2 separate regions of the Homo sapiens genome follow, and region 1 is linked to region 2. A link is a loop called in an ENCODE intact Hi-C map of the cell type or tissue named here. Cell type or tissue: mammary epithelial cell. All regions are shown on one strand. Links, peaks and the distances in the headings refer to the core of each region. The heading gives the core; the rest is flanking DNA. Region 1 overlaps LINC02967 (long intergenic non-protein coding RNA 2967). Region 2 has its middle 16 kb from the start of ENTPD6.

Region 1 (8,406 bases), core at 137-8,136, 250 kb before region 2:
TCAAATCCACAATGAGATACCATCTCACACCAGTTAGAATGGCAATCATTAAAAAGTCAGGAAACAATAGGTGCTGGAGAGGATGTGGAGAAATAGGAACACTTTTACACTGTTGGTGGGACTGTAAACTAGTTCAACCATTGTGGATATCAGTGTGGCGATTCCTCAGGGATCTAGAACTAGAAATACCATTTGACCCAGCCATGCCATTACTAGGTATATACCCAAAGGATTATAAATCATGCTGCTATAAAGACACATGCACACGTATGTTTATTGCGGCACTATTCACAATAGCAAAGACTTGGAACCAACCCAAATGTCCAACAATGATAGACTGGATTAAGAAAATGTGGCACATATACACCATGGAATACTATGCAGCCATAAAAAATGATGAGCTCATGTCCTTTGTAGGGACATGGATGAAACTGGAAACCATCATTCTCAGCAAACTATCACAAGGACAAAAAAAACAAACATCTCATGTTCTCACTCATAGGTGGGAATTGAACAATGAGAACACATGGACACAGGAAGGGGAACATCACACTCCGGGGACTGTTGTGGGGTGGGGGGAGGGGGGAGGGATAGTATTAGGAGATATGCCTAATGCTAAATGATGAGTTAATGGGTGCAGCACACCAACATGCCACATGTATACATATGTAACAAACCTGCACATTGTGCACATGTACCCTAAAACTTAAAGTATAATAATAATAAAATAAAATAAAAAGTTATTTTCAGTAATTAAAAAAAAAAAAAAGAAACTCAGCCTGGCTATCAGAGCTTGCAGTGTAACCAGTGTGCTTATTGTAAAGAAATAGGACATTGGAAGAACAAATGCCCTCAGCTAAAAGGAAAACAAGGTGACTCAGAGCAGCAGGCCCCAGACAAGGAGGATGGGGCCCTGCTCAACCTGGCAGAAGGGTTACTGGAATGAGGGGGACTGGGCTCAAGGGCCCCCAAAAAGCCTGTGGTCAGGATGAAAGTTGGGGGTAAAGACATTGATTTTCTTTTAGATACCGGTGCTGAACATTCTGTAGTAACCACCCCGGTCGCCCCCTTATCCAAAAAGACTCAACATAATTGGAGCCATGGGGGTTTCAGCAAAGCAAGCTTTCTGCTTGCCCCGGACTTGTACTGCAGGAGGACATAAAGTGATTCATCAGTTTTTGTACATGCCTGACTGTCCCTTGCCCTTGTTGGGAAGGGACTTGCTTAGCAAGCTGAGAGCCACTGTCTCTTTTACAGAGCATGGCTCTTTGCTGCTAAAGTTACCCAGAACGGGAGTTATTATGACCCTTACGGTCCCCCGAGAGGAGGAATGGAGACTTTTCTTAATGAGCCAGGCCAAGTGGTGGCCAAGAGTGTGGGCAGAAGACAACCCTCCAGGGTTGGCAGTCAACCAAGCCCCCGTACTTATAGAAGTTAAGCCTGGGGCCCAGCCAGTTAGGCAAAAACAGTACCCGGTCCCCAGAGAAGCTCTTGAAGGTATCCAGGTCCATCAAGCGCCTAAGAACCTTTGGAATTATGGCTCCTTGTCAATCTCCATGGAACACTCCCCTCCTGCCTGTTCCCAAGCCTGGGACCAAGGACTAAAGGCCGGTACAGGATTTGCACTTGGTTAATCAAGCTACAGTGACTTTACATCTAACAGTACCTAACCCGTACACATTGTTGGGGTTGCTGCCAGCTGAGGACAGCTGGCTCACCTGCTTGGACCTTTCTTTAGCATCAGATTAGCCCCTGAGAGCCAGAAACTGTTTGCCTTTCAGTGGGAAGATCCAGAGTCAGGTGTTACTACTCAGTACACTTGGACCCAGCTTCCCCGAGGGTTCAAGAACTCCCCCACCATCTTGGGGGAGGAGACCTCCAGAAGTTTCCCACCAGAGACCTAGGCTGCATGTTGCTCCAGTACATTGATGACTTTCTGCTGGGACACCCCACGGCAGTCGGGTGGGCCAAGGGAACAGATGCCCTACTCTGGCACCTGGAGGACTGTGGGTATAAAGTGTCCAAGAAAAAAGCTCAGATCTGCCGACAGCAGGTACGTTACTTGGGATTTACTATCTGACAGGGGGAGCGCAGCCTGGGATCAGAAAGAAAGCAGGTCATTTGCAATCTACCAGAGCCTAAGACCAGAAGGCAGGTGAGAGAATTCTTAGGAGCTGTGGGGTTTTGCAGACTGTGGATCCCAAACTTTGCAGTATTAGCCAAGCCTTTGTATGAGGTCACAAAGTGGGGGGAACAGGAACTTTTTGAATGGGAATCCCGACAACAACAAGCCTTTCATAAGTTAAAGGAAAAACTTATGTCAGCCCCAGCCCTGGGGCTACCCGATCTGACAAAGCCTTTTACATTGTATGTGTCAGAGAGAGAAAAGATGGCAGTTGGAGTTTTAACCCAAACTGTGGGGCCCTGGCCGAGGCCGGTGGCCTACCTCTCTAAACAACTACATGGGGTTTCTAAAGAATGGCCCCCATGTTTGAGGGCCTTGGCAGCAACTGCCCTGCTAGTACAAGAAGCAGATAAGCTGACTCTTGGGCAAAACCTGAACATAAAGGCTCCCCATGCTGTGGTGACATTAATGAATACTAAAGGACATCATTGGCTAACGAATGTTAGACTCACCAAGTACCAAAGTTTGCTCTGTGAAAATCCCTGTATAACCATTAAAGTTTGTAACACCCTGAACCCTGCTACCTTGATCCCAGTATCAGAGAGCCCTGTCAAGCATGACTGTGTAGAAGTGTTGGACTCAGTCTACTCTAGCAGATCTGACCTCTGAGACCGGCCTTGGGCATCAGTAGACTGGGAACTATACGTGGATGGGAGCAGCTTCATCAACCCACAAGGAGAGAGATGTGCAGGGTATGCTATGGTAACCCTGGACACTGTTATTGAAGACAGATCATTGCCCCAGGGCACTTCAGCCTAGAGAGCTGAACTCATTGCTTTAATTTGGGCCCTAGAACTCAGTGAAGGTAAGACTGTAAACATTTACACTGACTCTCGGTATGCCTTTTTAACCCTTCAAGTGCATGGAGCGTTATATAAAGAAAAGGGCCTATTGAACTCTGGGGGAAAGGACATAAAATATCAACAAGAAATTTTGCAATTATTAGAAGCAGCATGGAAACCCCACAAGGTGGCAGTTATGCATTGCAGAGGACACCAGCGAGCTTCCATCTTGGTGGGTTTGGGGAATTCCTGCGCTGACTCAGAGGCTCGAAAAGCAGCATCTGCCCCCTTCCAGGCATCAGTCACAGACCCCCTGCTCCCTCAAGCACTTGATCTTGTAGCTACTTATTCGGGAGAATAGCTCTGCCACAGCTGCTAGGAGCCGCAATTGTACTGGTTTTGCATGAAACCACCCATCTAGGTCAGGAGTCACTTGAAAAGTTGTTAGGCCGGTATTTCTACATCTCATATTTGTCAACCCTTGCCAAAACAGTGACGCAGCAGTGTGTTACCTGCCGACAGCATAATGTGAGGCAAGGTCTAGCTGTTCCCCCCCGGCATACAAGCTTATAGAGCAGCCTCCTTTGAAGATCTCCAGGTGGACTTCACAGAGATGCCAAAGTGTGGAGGTAACAAGTATTTACTAGTTCTTTTGTGTACCTACTGTGGGTGGGTGGAGGCTTATCCAACACTAACTGAGAAAGCTCGTGAAGTAACCTGTGTGCTTCTTCGAGATCTTATTCCTAGATTTGGACTGCCCTTACGGATCAGCTCAGATAATGGGCTAACGTTTGTGGCTGACTTGGTACAGAAGATAGCAAAGGTATTGGGGATCATTTGGAAACTGCATGCCGCCTACCGGCCTCAGAGTTCCAGAAAGGCAGAGCAGATGAATCAGACTATCAAAAATAGTTTAGGGAAAGTATGTCAGGAAACAGGATTAAAATGGATACATGCTCTCTATAGTATTATTTAAAATTAGATGTACCCCTTCTAAAAGAACAGGATATTCCCCTTAGGAAATATTATATCATGGGACCCTTCCCATATTGCAGGGACTTCCAGGCACTTCCTGAGAGTTAGGTGAAATTGAGTTACAGCGACAGCTACAGGCTTTAGGAAAAATTACACAAACAATCTCAGCCTGGGTAAATGAGAGACCCTGTTAGCTTATTCTCCCCAGTTCACCTTTTCTCCCCAGGTGTTCGAGTGTGGATCAAGGACTGGAACGTAGCCTCTTTGTGCCCATGGTGGAAAGGACCCCAGACTGTCGTCCTGATCACTCCCACTGCTGTGAACGTAGAGAGAATCCTAGCCTGGATCCATCACAACCGTGTAAAACCTGCAGCGCCTGAATCCTGGGAGGCAAGACCAAGTCTGGACAACCCCTGCAGAGTGACCCTGAAGAAGATGACAAGCCCTGCTCCAGTCACACCCAGAAGCTGACTGGTCCACGCACAGCCGAAGCATGAGGAAGCTCATTGTGGGCTTCATTTTTCTTAAATTTTGGACTTACAGTAAGGGCTTCAACTGTTCTTACTCAAACTGGGGACTATTCCCAGTGTATTCATCAGGTCAGTGAGGTAGGACAGCAAATGAAAACAATCTTTCTGTTCTATAGTTATTATCAATGTATGGGAACGTTAAAAGAGACTTGTTTGTATAATGCCACTCAGTACAAGGTATGTAGCCCAGGAAATGACTGACCTGATGTGTGTTATAACCCATCTGAGCCCCCTACAACCACCAGTTTTGAAATAAGATTAAGAACTGGCCTTTTCCTAGGTGATACAAGTGAAATAATAACTAGAACAGAAGAAAAAGGAATCCCCAAACAAGTAACTTTAAGATTTGACGCTTGTGCAGCCATTAATAGTAACAAGCTAGGAACAGGATGTGGTTCTCTTAACTGGGAAAGGAGCTACAGAGTAGAAAATAAATATGTTTGTCATGAGTCAGGGGTTTGTGAAAATTGTGCCTTTTGGCCATGTGTTATTTAGGCTACTTGGAAAAAGAACAAAAAGGACTTGGTTCATCTTCAGAAAGGGGAAGCCAACCCCTCCTGTGCTGCCAGTCACTGTAACCCACTAGAACTAATAATTACCAATCCCCTAGATCCCCATTGGAAAAAGGGAGAATGTGTAACCCTGGGGATCAAAGGGACAGGGTTAAACCCCCAAGTTGCCATTTTAGTTCAAGGGGAGGTCCACAAGCACTCTCCCAAACCAGTGTTTCAAACCTTTTATGAGGAGTTAAATCTGCCAGCACCAGAACTTCTGAAAAAGATAAAAAATTTGTTTCTCCAATTAGCAGAAAATGTAGCTCATTCCCTTAATGTTACTTCTTGTTATATATGCGGGGGAACCACTATCAGAGACCGATGGCCTTGGGAAGCCTGAGAGTTGGTGCCCACTGATCCAGCTCCTGATATAATGGGGGCTTGTCCAGGATCTCATCAGGACTGGATGGCTCTCGCTGGACTATACTGGATATGTGGGCAGAGAGCCTACATTCAGTTACCTAATGAATGGGCAGACAGTTGTGTTATTGGCACTATTAAGCCATCCTTTTTCTTATTACCGATAAAAACTACTGGTACTATCTGTAAATTCCAGACATTGTATGAGAAAGCACTGTAAAACTTTTTGTTCTGTTAGCTGATATATGTAGCCTCCAGTCACATTCCTCATGCTTACTTGATCTATCATGACCCTTTCACGTGGACCCCTTAGAGTTGTAAGCCCTTAAAAGGGCTAGGAATTTCTTTTTGGGGGAGCTTGGCTCTTAAGACATGAGTCTGCCAATGCTACCGGCCAAATAAAAACCTCTTCCTTCTTTAATCCAGTGTCTCAAGAGTTTTGTCTGCAGCTCATCCTGCTACATTCTCTTCATCAATAAGGATGTATGGTAGTGTAGATGTTCATTGGCTTGATTTAGCCATTCCACAGTGCAGACAGACATACTTGCAAAACTTCATGCTATACACCATATGTGTTCAATATGTATTTGTCAATTAAAATAAATTTTGTTAAAGAGAAAAGGGAAGAAAGTCATACAGTGTTAAGGAGGTGCCTGGTGCCTCGTAGTACTATAAACACCTTCCTCTCATCATTATTATTTCTAGCATTGTAATTAATGATATTATGTTACCCTGTGGCCCCCTGGTGCCCTTGGTGGAGGCTGTAGTTTTGGAGGCCACAAGTCAACTCAGGTCCCTGCCCTTCTCACAGGGTGGCACGGCAGGGCCACTGGGACAGGACAGCCCCACCATGAGCACTGCATGATTCCATCAACCCACACCCACATGGCACAAATGCCTCCCTGCAGGAGCCCGGCCCTCCCAGCCTCTCCTGGGAGCCCAGTCCCAGCACTCTGGGTCAACCACGACCTCCCTCCCAGTGGGGGCTCTGATGGCCACACCCTGCTGTCCCTGCAGCCCTGCAGCTGGGTGTGGTGAGGACTGCATGCTGAGGTCCATGCTGATGTCAGCACCAGCTGCAAGGACAGAGGGTCCCCTTCCCAGAACTGAGCACACTTGCTTCAGATGACCGCTCGCAAGGACCCCAACTCACAACCCACCAAGCCGTGTTCTGGCCCCCACACTCATCCTTGCCTCTGCAGAAACAACAGACACTCAGGGAGTCACAGGTCAGACCTGCAGGCCTTCCCTTCAGAAAAGGGGTAGCCTCCAGCGGTGCCCTAGGCTTGCAGTTCCAGAATGTTCTCAAGTCACCAGATGGATGCATTTGCAAGCAGACAGCTATGCAGATGGTCAGACCATGGCCTGAGCTGTCAGAAAGGGCAGGGAGTAAATGAGCCTCACTGCCCTGAACCTCAGTTTTCTCATGTGTAAAGTGGGGACACTCACATGCACCTGAAAGGGTCATGATGAAATGAATGGAACCAATGTGAGAACGCACACAGGAGGCCATCAGTACATGTCAACTACTCTGAGGATCTCCATCCACTCAGCCACCTCCACGTTTGCTGCCTCCAGCTGCAGCTCTTGGGGTGGCTCTGGGTGTCAGTATAGGTGAGTCGACCCTGGGAACGCAGGTGCAGGGCCACACAGCCGGCTGCTTTGACATGTCTTTCAGGAAACATGGCTTTTCACAATCAAGACTATAACAGCTGCTGCTTTTTGAGTGCTGTGTGGGGACTGCTCTAAGTGCCCCAGGGCACTGTCTCATTTACCCTCACAGGGCTTCCAGCATTGGCCATTTCACCCCCATATGTCTTCAGATGAGATGGAGGCCAAGGCTGGCTTCACAGGTGCGGCACTCCCCACAGCCCCACAGAACCTGGCTGGGGCCCTTCGTGCAGGGCAGAGTCCGAGGTTCAGAAGGCCTGTGTGCCACCTGCAGTCACAGAGGCAGCTGAGCTGGGGCCAAACTCAGGGTCCCCGACAACCAGGCCCATGCCCACCCAACAGGCCTGACTGCCCTCAGCCTCTAGCACCCCCAGCCAGGGTCAACAGCATGGGACCCGCCCTGACAGGAATCCTGTCTTGACTAGGCCCAGGAATGCTGTGTCACATCAGGCCTTCCTTCCCATGCACCCTCAAAACCCCACGGTGGGCAGCTGCAGGACAGATCCGCAACTCCCTTCAGAGTTCTAGGCATTGCCCTGTTCTTCATTTCTGTGGCTCCCCACCTGTCCCATGCAAAGGCCCTCAAACCCAAGCCCCAGATGGCACCAGAGATGCTCTGAGCAGAGGCAGTTCCATCTGCCTTTGTAAGTGAATATGAGCATCTGCACACTATACATGCTTCTAAAGGCTCTGAGAAGTCCTGCATCAAGAGACTGCTTGGTTTTCTTTACCTCCACATTCCTCATGTGTTTTTGTGCAAGAGAACGTATGGGTACACACACCTGACATCTGAGAGTTTGGAAGCCCCATTCCTGCTATAAGGATAACAGAAAACCACCTAGCTGTCAGGGAGCTCAAACTGAGCCATGCCCCATCACTCCTCTCCACCTCACACGAAGCCTAAGAGATGAACAGTCAAACCTCTCCTTTATCCCTTCTTTTGTTTGGGTTTGTTTTGTAACAGACAGGGAAACTAGAGTATGGGGAAGTCCAGCGAGCCCCCTGCATCCCACAGCCGGCACCCAGGAGACCCCTGAGGCCTCCCAGGAACATGTCATTCCATGGGTCAAGGAGGGTGGCAGGGTTCCCAGTGCAGAGAAGGGCTGGGCACCACTTCTCCTTCCTGAACTTTCTGAAGGCCAGAAGGACACCACCATGGCTGGGCATGTGGCATAGGGATCAGTGCCTGGGAGAAGGGGCCCCACTGGCCCCACAGCCCTTGGAGGTTGCAGAGGGATTATAATGATTCTCATTGTCATCATTATCAGTATCATATGGATCTCGATGCTTTTTAAATATCTGTGTATTTTAATCCCCTGTAGTTATTATTCTTATTGATGCTAACTTGT
Region 2 (8,406 bases), core at 50-8,049:
TAATGGAGTATGAGTAAATAGTTAAGATATATTGGCCGGGCATGGCAGCTCACACCTATAATCACTTTGGGAGACTGAGGCAGGAGGATTGCTTGAGTCCAGGAGTTCAAGAGCAGCCTGGGCAACATAGCAAGACCCCTATCTACAAAAAATGAAAAAAATTAGCCAGGCATAGTGGCATGTGCCTGTGGTCCTATCTATTAATACTTGGGAGGCTGAGGTGAGAGGATTCCTTGAGCCCAGGAGTTCAAGGTTGCAGTGAGCTGTGATTCCACCACTATACTCCAGCCTGGGTGACAGAGAAAACCCTATCTCAAAACAAACAAAACAAACAAACAAAAAGATCTATCAATTATAATAATAACTTTTCTGCATTTAATTCATAAACAAGAGGCTTCCAAACTTACCTAATAAAATGCACTTATGTCAGGGTCTCTCCCTCTTGACAGATTTGGAGGGAAAATGGGGGCTGCGGGATGTTCTCCTGTCTGAGCCTCCTCTTCATGATGGGAATGCAGTGCTCAGCAAAGCACATCCTGGCCGATGGGAGAAGGGAGGGAGTAGGATAGAATAGCTCTGAGCTCCCTTTCTGCTCCAAAACTTTAAGATTCCATGAGCTAGGATGTCAGTGACTCTTTGCCCTACGGCCTTCGGACCCTAGTTTTCCAGCACCAACTTCAATCAGCTCCAACCACCAGCATCTCATCTCTGTGCCAGAACCTGCAAATGCAGCAGGTCAGACATGCAGAGGGATTCACACTCAACAATGACTGACAGGACCCCGTGTATAAATACCCCAGCTCCCTCCTGCCTCAGGCTCCACATCCAAACCAAGGCAGTGTGAATCCAGAAGTGTTTATGTGAAGCAGAGGAAATGTGACTGAGCAGAAAGCAGGAGCAGAGTTGTGTGAAGCCAGGAAGAGGAGGGCACAGCCAAGGGCAGCCCCTGTCTGGGCAAACTGTGGGGTCAGCAGTGCAGGAAGAGCAGGGGACTCCAGTCGGAGGCTCAAGGGTCAGCTCTTATTACATGACATTCCGAAATACAGATCATCCCTTTTTGTTCATGATCTAAGGTGTGGCAAAGCTCAAAATTGGGGGCACATCATGACCTTTCAAAAGTTACAAGGAACTTTGACACAAAATGGGACCTCGGAGCTGTAGTAACCTCAAGCCAACCCAGCCCTGGCTCTCCAGAGGGAGAGGGCCAGGCCCAGGTCAGCACCAGCCACATCTCACACCCATCCTCAGCAGAAGTCACCCCTGTGGGAATGCCAGGGTCCAGGGTACACCATGCCCAAGCAGACATGACAGAGGAACTCCAGGCTTAGCAGCTCCGCATTGACATTTCTGCCTACCCACTGTTAACCCTCTTTCAAAGCCAACCTCCTCCAGGCCCAGCCACAGCACTCTCCCTCCTATGCGGTCACTAGGAGTACTTGCCTGGAACCAGGCCCACTGGGTTAGGATCCTGGCTTGTGAGTATGACTTTCAGCAAGTCTTTTTTTTTTTTTTTTTTTTTTTTTGAGACGGTCTCACTTTGTCACCCAGGCTAAAGTATAGTTGTGCGATCTCGGCTCACTGCAGCCTCGACTTCCAAGGCTTAAGCAATCCTCCCACCTCAGCCTCCCAAGTAGCAGGGACCTCAGCCTCCCACGTAGCACCACCACACCTAGCTAATTTTTTATATTTTTGGTAGAGAAAGGGTTTCACCGTGTTGTCCAGACTAGTATCAAACTCCTGAGCTCAGGCGATCTGCTTGCCTCGGCCTCCCAAAGTGCTGGAATTACAGGCATGAGACACCGTGTCCAGCCCTGGCAAGTCTTTTGTGCCTCAGTCTTCTCATCTGTAAAATGAAGATAATAATAATTATCTCAGGAATTGATTTAAATAGTGCAGTTACCAAAGTCAAGAAACCTGGCAGACACTGTCTTAACTAAGTGATCAAAGTTAACATCACCAACAAGGAGACATATTGACATCACAGGCCTCCTGACAAGATGCATTACTTCTGTGGCATTACCACCGAAAATGTATAATCTGAATTTAATCATGAATAAACATCAAACAGACTCAAACTGAGAGGAATTCTACAAAGTAACTGGCTCGTACTCTTCAAAAATGGCAAGGCCGTGACATATACAGAAAACCCGAGGAACTCTTCCACGTTGTAGACAACTAAATGCAGCGTGGGATCCAGAAGGCAGTCCTGGGGCAGAAAGGATGGGGGAAAAGGAAAGAAATTTTTGGTTCTGTTTTGTTTTTGCTCTGAAAGACAGGACTGGTACAGTCAGTGAAACTTTGGATGCATCGATTGGATGGCTGTGTTGTGTCAGTGCTAAATTTCTGGTTTTGATGAGGGGACTGTGGCTGTGTAGGGGAGTGTAGGAGCCTAGGAAGAAGACGGACTCTCCAGAGGGAGAGGGCCAGGCCCAGTTAATAACTGTAGTTATTAAACTCTGGAGCAATTGCTGTCTGCCCCACACAGTCTATGATTATAGATAGTCTTGTTGCTTAACTGCTCAGCAGACAGATGCTTGATTCCTGGGGCCATTGCATATTTGTAACACCTAGGAGGTCTAAAATATTGGCAGGCAAGTTTGTTTATCCAACACTGAATGAGATCTGGATTTGCCAGTCACTGTGCCAAGCACAGGGAAGCAAAGGGACCTGAGGCCCAGACCCAGGCCTTTGTAGAATGTGCCCATTCCAGCAGGAGTGGCTGGAGGGCTCCCCACAGATAAGGACAGGATGGGGTGCTCTGTGCCAACTGGTGAAATGAGAACAACCGCAGGAATGCAGAGGAGGAAAAGGAATGTGTGTGGAAAAAAGACAAATGACACGGAGAAGTAGTAAGAGCAGAAAGACCCTGTTTAACGTGACCTTCAATGCATTTTCTTTGAGATGAGTGTGGGCTTGCCTGAAAAGGTGAGAAGACAAGATATGTTCAAGGCATTCAGCCATGATGGCACCATTACACTCCAACCTGGGCAACAGAGCAAGACCCGATCTCTGAGGGAAAAGAAAAAAAAAGAAAAAAGAAAAAAAAAAAATATATATATATATAATAATGACTTTTCTGTATTTAATTCATAAGTGAGAGGCTTCCAAACTTACCTTAAAAATGCACTATGTCAAGGCACAGTCTCTCACTTTTGACAGAACTTGTGAGGAAAATGCGAGCTGCAAAATGTTTTCCTGTCTGAGCCTCCTCTTCACGATGGGAATGCAGTGCTCAGGGAAACACATCCCAGCTCCATGAGAGAAGGGAGGGAGTAGACTAGTATGCTCTGAGCTCCCTTTCTGCTCCAAAACTCTAAGATTCCATGAGTTAGGGTGTCAGTGACCCTCCCCCAGTGGCCCTCAGACCCTAGCTTTCCAGCACCAACTCCAGTCAGCTCCAACTGCCTGTATCTCATCTCTGGGCCCGAAGGCTCTTTCAAGAACTTGAGTGTGCAGCAGGTCAGATATGCAGAGGGAATAGCACTCAACAATAACTGACAGGACCCAGTGTATAAACACTCCAGCACCCTCCTGCCTCAGGCTCAAAGCATTATGACTTATGACTCAAGGCATTGAGTCATCATTTGTAATAGAAAAACTTGGAAATATATGGCAAGATATGTAATAGCCACACAACACCTCTCTCTTCCTTTGGAGTGCAGTGGTGCAATCACAGCTCATTGCAGCTTCTCCAGCCTCAGCCTCTCCAGTAGCTAGAGGTCTTGCTATGTTGCCCAGCCGGTCTTGAAATCCTAGGCTCATGTGAACCTCCTCCTTGACCTCCCAAACTTCTGGGATTACAGGCGTGAGCCATGGTGCCAGGCCAAAAAAAAAATGTGTAGACAGCCCCAGCCTCCTCCTTGTGATACTATACTGCCGCCTAATGTCCTCTCAACAAATGACACCAAATACATTCTCCACGTGGATTCAGAAATTGTATAAACAAGGTTGAAGTTGAAACATTTTATTGTGATAGGAAAACATTTTGGAAACCAGTCTGCACATATGCACGTATGCTTGTGCATTTATGAAGTATATCTGGAGAACACAAATAAGCTGTTAACAGCAGATGCCTCCAGGAAAGGGAACTGGCAGGCTGAGAAATCTACCAAAATCATGGTGATGACGATGGTGATGACGTTATTTTGTATCTTTTAAATTTTGAGGCATACAATGTCCTGCTAATTGAAAAAAATTTTTAACTTAAAAAAACATTTATTAAATGTTGACGCTATGATGACTAAGGGGCCATCTTTTCTTCATTCATTGATTAGTGTTCTTAACAAATACTTACTGAATGCTTCCTGTGAGGGGGGCACTGTTTGGAGGAAAAACAGTGAGGAAGACACGCTCCCACCCTCCTGGAGCAGAGATGCTCAGAGGACTGCCCGGGACACCGCATGGTGAAGGTGGCCGAGCCCACGGCCTGGGTCTTAGGCTGGCCGGCCACGTGGAGCGGCACCCACCCAGCCCTGCTGCCGTGAGTCAGTGCCGTGGGGAGCAATCGCATGCATGGGCTTCAGACCTGCATTGGGCCTCTTTATTTGGGCACTTCAGCCTTATCCTAATTAATATGACACTTCACAAGCAGCATATAAGGGACATTTTATTCACCCAGCAGGTGCAGCACACACATTCTTCTCCAGTACCATGGAAAACTTGCAAAAAGTTACAAAGAGGGATACAAAGCTCATGTCAACAACCTCCACAGAGTGGATATCAGAGATGACACTCCCTGGCCCACAGCTCAATCAAGTGAGAATTCACTGATTAAAAGGTAAATTTAGAAATTAATTCAAAAATTTAAAAATGTTTCTTTTTTAATCTTTTTTTAAAGTTTATTAGCAATCTAAAAAAATACTGGTTATTTTTTTGACTTAAAGAAACCACTAACTTGCTAATCTCTAGGACATACAAGTTCCATTTATGGTCATGAACTTCATAGTAGGCCAAATGTAGGATTTAAAATCCAAGAAACAAAAAAAAAATTATAGAATTTTAACCTCACAATTATTTGAATGTCATTTTGGAAAAGTGCTACCTGAGACGCAGACACTGAGGACATACCTGTATGTACATGTTGGTCCTGACCTCCACCTCCCTTTGTACTCACACTAAGAAGTACCCCAGTTACTAGAGTAAACAGAATAGAAGGAAAGAAGCTGTGAATAATTACTTATGAGAAAGGGGACACGACCATGGCACAGGTGCTTCCTAACTCGTACTGTGACATACTCTCTCTTCAAAAACTGTCCTTAAATGTTTGAGGTGATGTATATCCTAGTTACCCTGATCTGATCATTACACATTGTACATATGTATCAAAATATCACATGTACCTCAAAAATACATAAAACTATGATATAGCAAGTTTTTTTAATACGTTAAGTTCTAGGGTACATGTGCACAACGTGCAGGTTTGTTACATAGGTATACATGTGTCATGTTGGTTTGCTGCACCCATTAACTTGTCATTTATATTAGGTATTTCTCCTAATGCTATCCCTCTCCCTGCCCCCTTCCCCACAACAGGTCCCAGTGTGTGATGTTCCCCACCCTGTATCCAAGTGTTCTCATTGTTCACTTCCCACCTATGAGTGAGAACATGCGGTGTTTGGTTTTCTGTGCTTGCAATAGTTTGCTCAGAATGATGGTTTCCAGCTTCATCCATGTGCCTGCAAAGGACATGAACTCATCATTTTTTATGGCTGCGTAGTATTCCATGGTGTACATGTGCCACATTTTCTTAATCCAGTCTATCATTGATGGACATTTGGGTTAGATCCAAGTCTTTGCTATTGTGAATAGTGCCTCAATAAACATAAGTGTGCATGTGTCTTTATAGTAGCATGATTTATAATCCTTTGGGTATATACCCAGTAATGGGATCGCTGAGTCAAATGGTATTTCTAGTTCTAGATCCTTGAGGAATTGCCACACTGTCTTCCACAATGGTTGAACTAGCTTACACTCCTACCAACAGTGTAAGTGTTCCTAGTTCTCCACATCCTCTCCAGCATCTGTTGTTTCCTGACTTTTTAATGATCGCCATTCTAACAGGTGTGAGATGTTATCTCATTGTGGTTTTGATTTGCATTTCTCTGATGACCAGTGATGATGAGCATTTTTTCATGTGTCTGTTGGTTGCATAAATGTCTTCTTTTGAGAAGTGTCTGTTCATATCCTTTGCCCACTTTTTGATAAGTTTGTTTTTATTCTTGTAAATTTGTTTAAGTTATTTGTAGATTCTGGATATTAGCCATATGTCAGATGGGTAGATTACAAAAATTTTCTCCCATTTTGTAGGTTGCCTGTTCACTCTGATAATAGTTTCTTTTGCTGTGCAGAAGCTCTTTAGTTTAATTAGATCCCATTTGTCAATTTTGGCTTTTGTTGTCATTGCTTTTGGTGTTTTAGTCATGAAGTCCTTGCCCATGCCTATGTCCTGAATGGTATTGCCTAGGTTTTCTTCTAGGGTTTTTATGGTTTTAGGTCTAACATTTAAGTCTTTAATCCATCTTGAATTAATTTTTTGTATAAGGTGTAAGGAAGGGACCCAGTTTCAGCTTTCTACATATGGCTAGCCAGTTTTCCCAGCACCATTTATTAAATAGAGAATCTTTTCCCCATTTCTTGTTTTTGTCAGGTTTGTCAAAGATCATATGGCTGTAGATGTGTGGTGTTATTTCTGAGGCCTCTGTTCTGTTCCATTGATCTATATCTCTGTTTTGGTACCAGTACCATGCTGTTTTGGTTACTGTAGCCCTGTAGTATAGTTTGAAGTCAGGTAGTGTGATGCCTCCAGCTTTGTTCTTTTTGCTTAGTATTCTCTTGGCTATGCAGGCTCTTTTTTGGTTCCATATGAACTTTAGTTTTTTCCAATTCTGTGAAGAAAGTCATTGGTAGCTTGATGGGGATGGCATTGAATCTATAAATTACCTTGGGCAGTATAGCCATTTTCATTATATTGATTATTTCTATCCATGAGCATGGAAAGTTCTTCCATTTGTCCTCTTTTATTTCTTTGAGCAGTGGTTTGTAGTTCTCCTTGAAGAGGTCCTTCATATCCCTTATAAGTTGGATTCCTAGGTTTTTTATTCTCTTTGTAGTAACTGTCAATGGGACTTCACTCATGATTTGGCTCTCTGTTTGTCTGTTTATTGGTGTATAGGAATGCTTGTGATTTTTGCACATTGATTTTGTATCCTGAGACTTTGCTGAAGTTGCTTATGAGCTTAAGGAGATTTTGGGCTGAGACAATGGGGTTTTCTAAATATACCATCATGTCATCTGCAAACAGGGACAATTTGACTTCCTCTTTTCCTCACTGAATACCCTTTATTTCTTTCTCTTGCCTGATTGCCCTGGCCAGAACTTCCAACACTATGTTGAATAGGAGTGGTGAGAGAGGGCATCCCTGTCTTGTGCCAGTTTTCAAAGGGAATGCTTCCAGTTTTTGCCCACTCAGTATGATATTGGCTGTGGGTTTGTCAAAAATAGCTCTTATTATTTTGAGATACGCTCCATCAATACCTAGTTTACTGAGAGTTTTTGGCATGAAGCACTGTTGAATTTTGTTGAAGGCCTTTTCTGCACCTATTGAGATAATCACGTGGTTTTTGTCATTGGTTCTATTTATGTGATGGATTATGTTTATTGATTTGCATATGTTGAACCAGCCTTGCATTCCAGGTATGAAGCTGACTTTATCATGGAGGATAAGCTTTTTGATGTGCTGCTGGATTTGGTTTGCCAGTATTTTATTGATGATTTTCACATCTACATTCATCAGGGATATTGGTCTAAAATTCTCTGTTTTTTGTTGTGTCTCTGCCAGGCTTTGGTATCAGGATGATGCTGGCCTCATAAAATGAGTTACGGAGGATTCCCTCTTTTTCTATTGATTGGAATAGTTTCAAAAGGAAGGGTAGCAGCTCCTCTTTGTCCCTCTGTTAGAATTCAGCCTTGAATCCATCTGTTCCTGGACTTTTTTTGGTTGGTAGGCTATTAATTAGTGCCTCAATTTCACAGCCTGTTATTGGTCTACTCAGAGATTCAACTTCTTCCTGGTTTAGTCTTGGGATGGTGTATGTATCCAGGAATTTATCCATTTCTTCTAGATTTTCTAGTTTATTTGCATAGAGGTGTTTATAGTATTCTCTGATGATAGTTTGTATTTCTGTGGGATCAGTAGTAATATCCCCTTTATCACTTTTTATTGCGTCTATTTGATTCTTCTCTCTTTTCTTCTTTGTTAATCTTGCTAGTGATCTATCAGTTTTGTTGATCTTTTCAAAAAACCCGCTCCTGGATTCATTGATTTTTTGAAGGGTTTTTTGTGTCTCTATCTCCTTCAGTTCTGCTCTGATCTTAGTTATTTCTTGCTTTCTGCTAGCTTTTGAATTT

Evidence for each region. Hi-C counts contacts between places; a loop is a spot of excess contacts. Peaks named below come from ENCODE experiments on the same cell type or tissue, not always from the same donor. Only the 100,000 strongest peaks of a DNase experiment are listed, where the experiment ranks them.
Region 1: a loop joins it to region 2, with 6 times the contacts of the local background. A loop is called at or near these places in 2 of 110 quality-filtered maps.

Annotation. Positions count from the first base shown.
Region 1 is chr20:24,927,179-24,935,584 of GRCh38, forward strand. It overlaps LINC02967 (long intergenic non-protein coding RNA 2967), which reads left to right. Exons shown (of 3, transcript XR_001754563.2): 2 at 3,461-3,596; 3 at 4,169-5,807. Among named protein-coding and RNA genes, the nearest start is that of LINC02967, 13 kb to the left of the region's middle. In mammary epithelial cell, for the core only: CTCF peaks have their summits at 3,172 (motif pointing right) and 4,049; a DNase peak (open chromatin) is centred at 3,433; H3K4me3 peaks cover 508 bases; H3K27ac peaks cover 1,433 bases.
Region 2 is chr20:25,175,477-25,183,882 of GRCh38, forward strand. No RefSeq gene overlaps it. Among named protein-coding and RNA genes, the nearest start is that of ENTPD6, 16 kb to the right of the region's middle. In mammary epithelial cell, for the core only: a CTCF peak has its summit at 3,871; a DNase peak (open chromatin) is centred at 3,635; H3K27ac peaks cover 256 bases.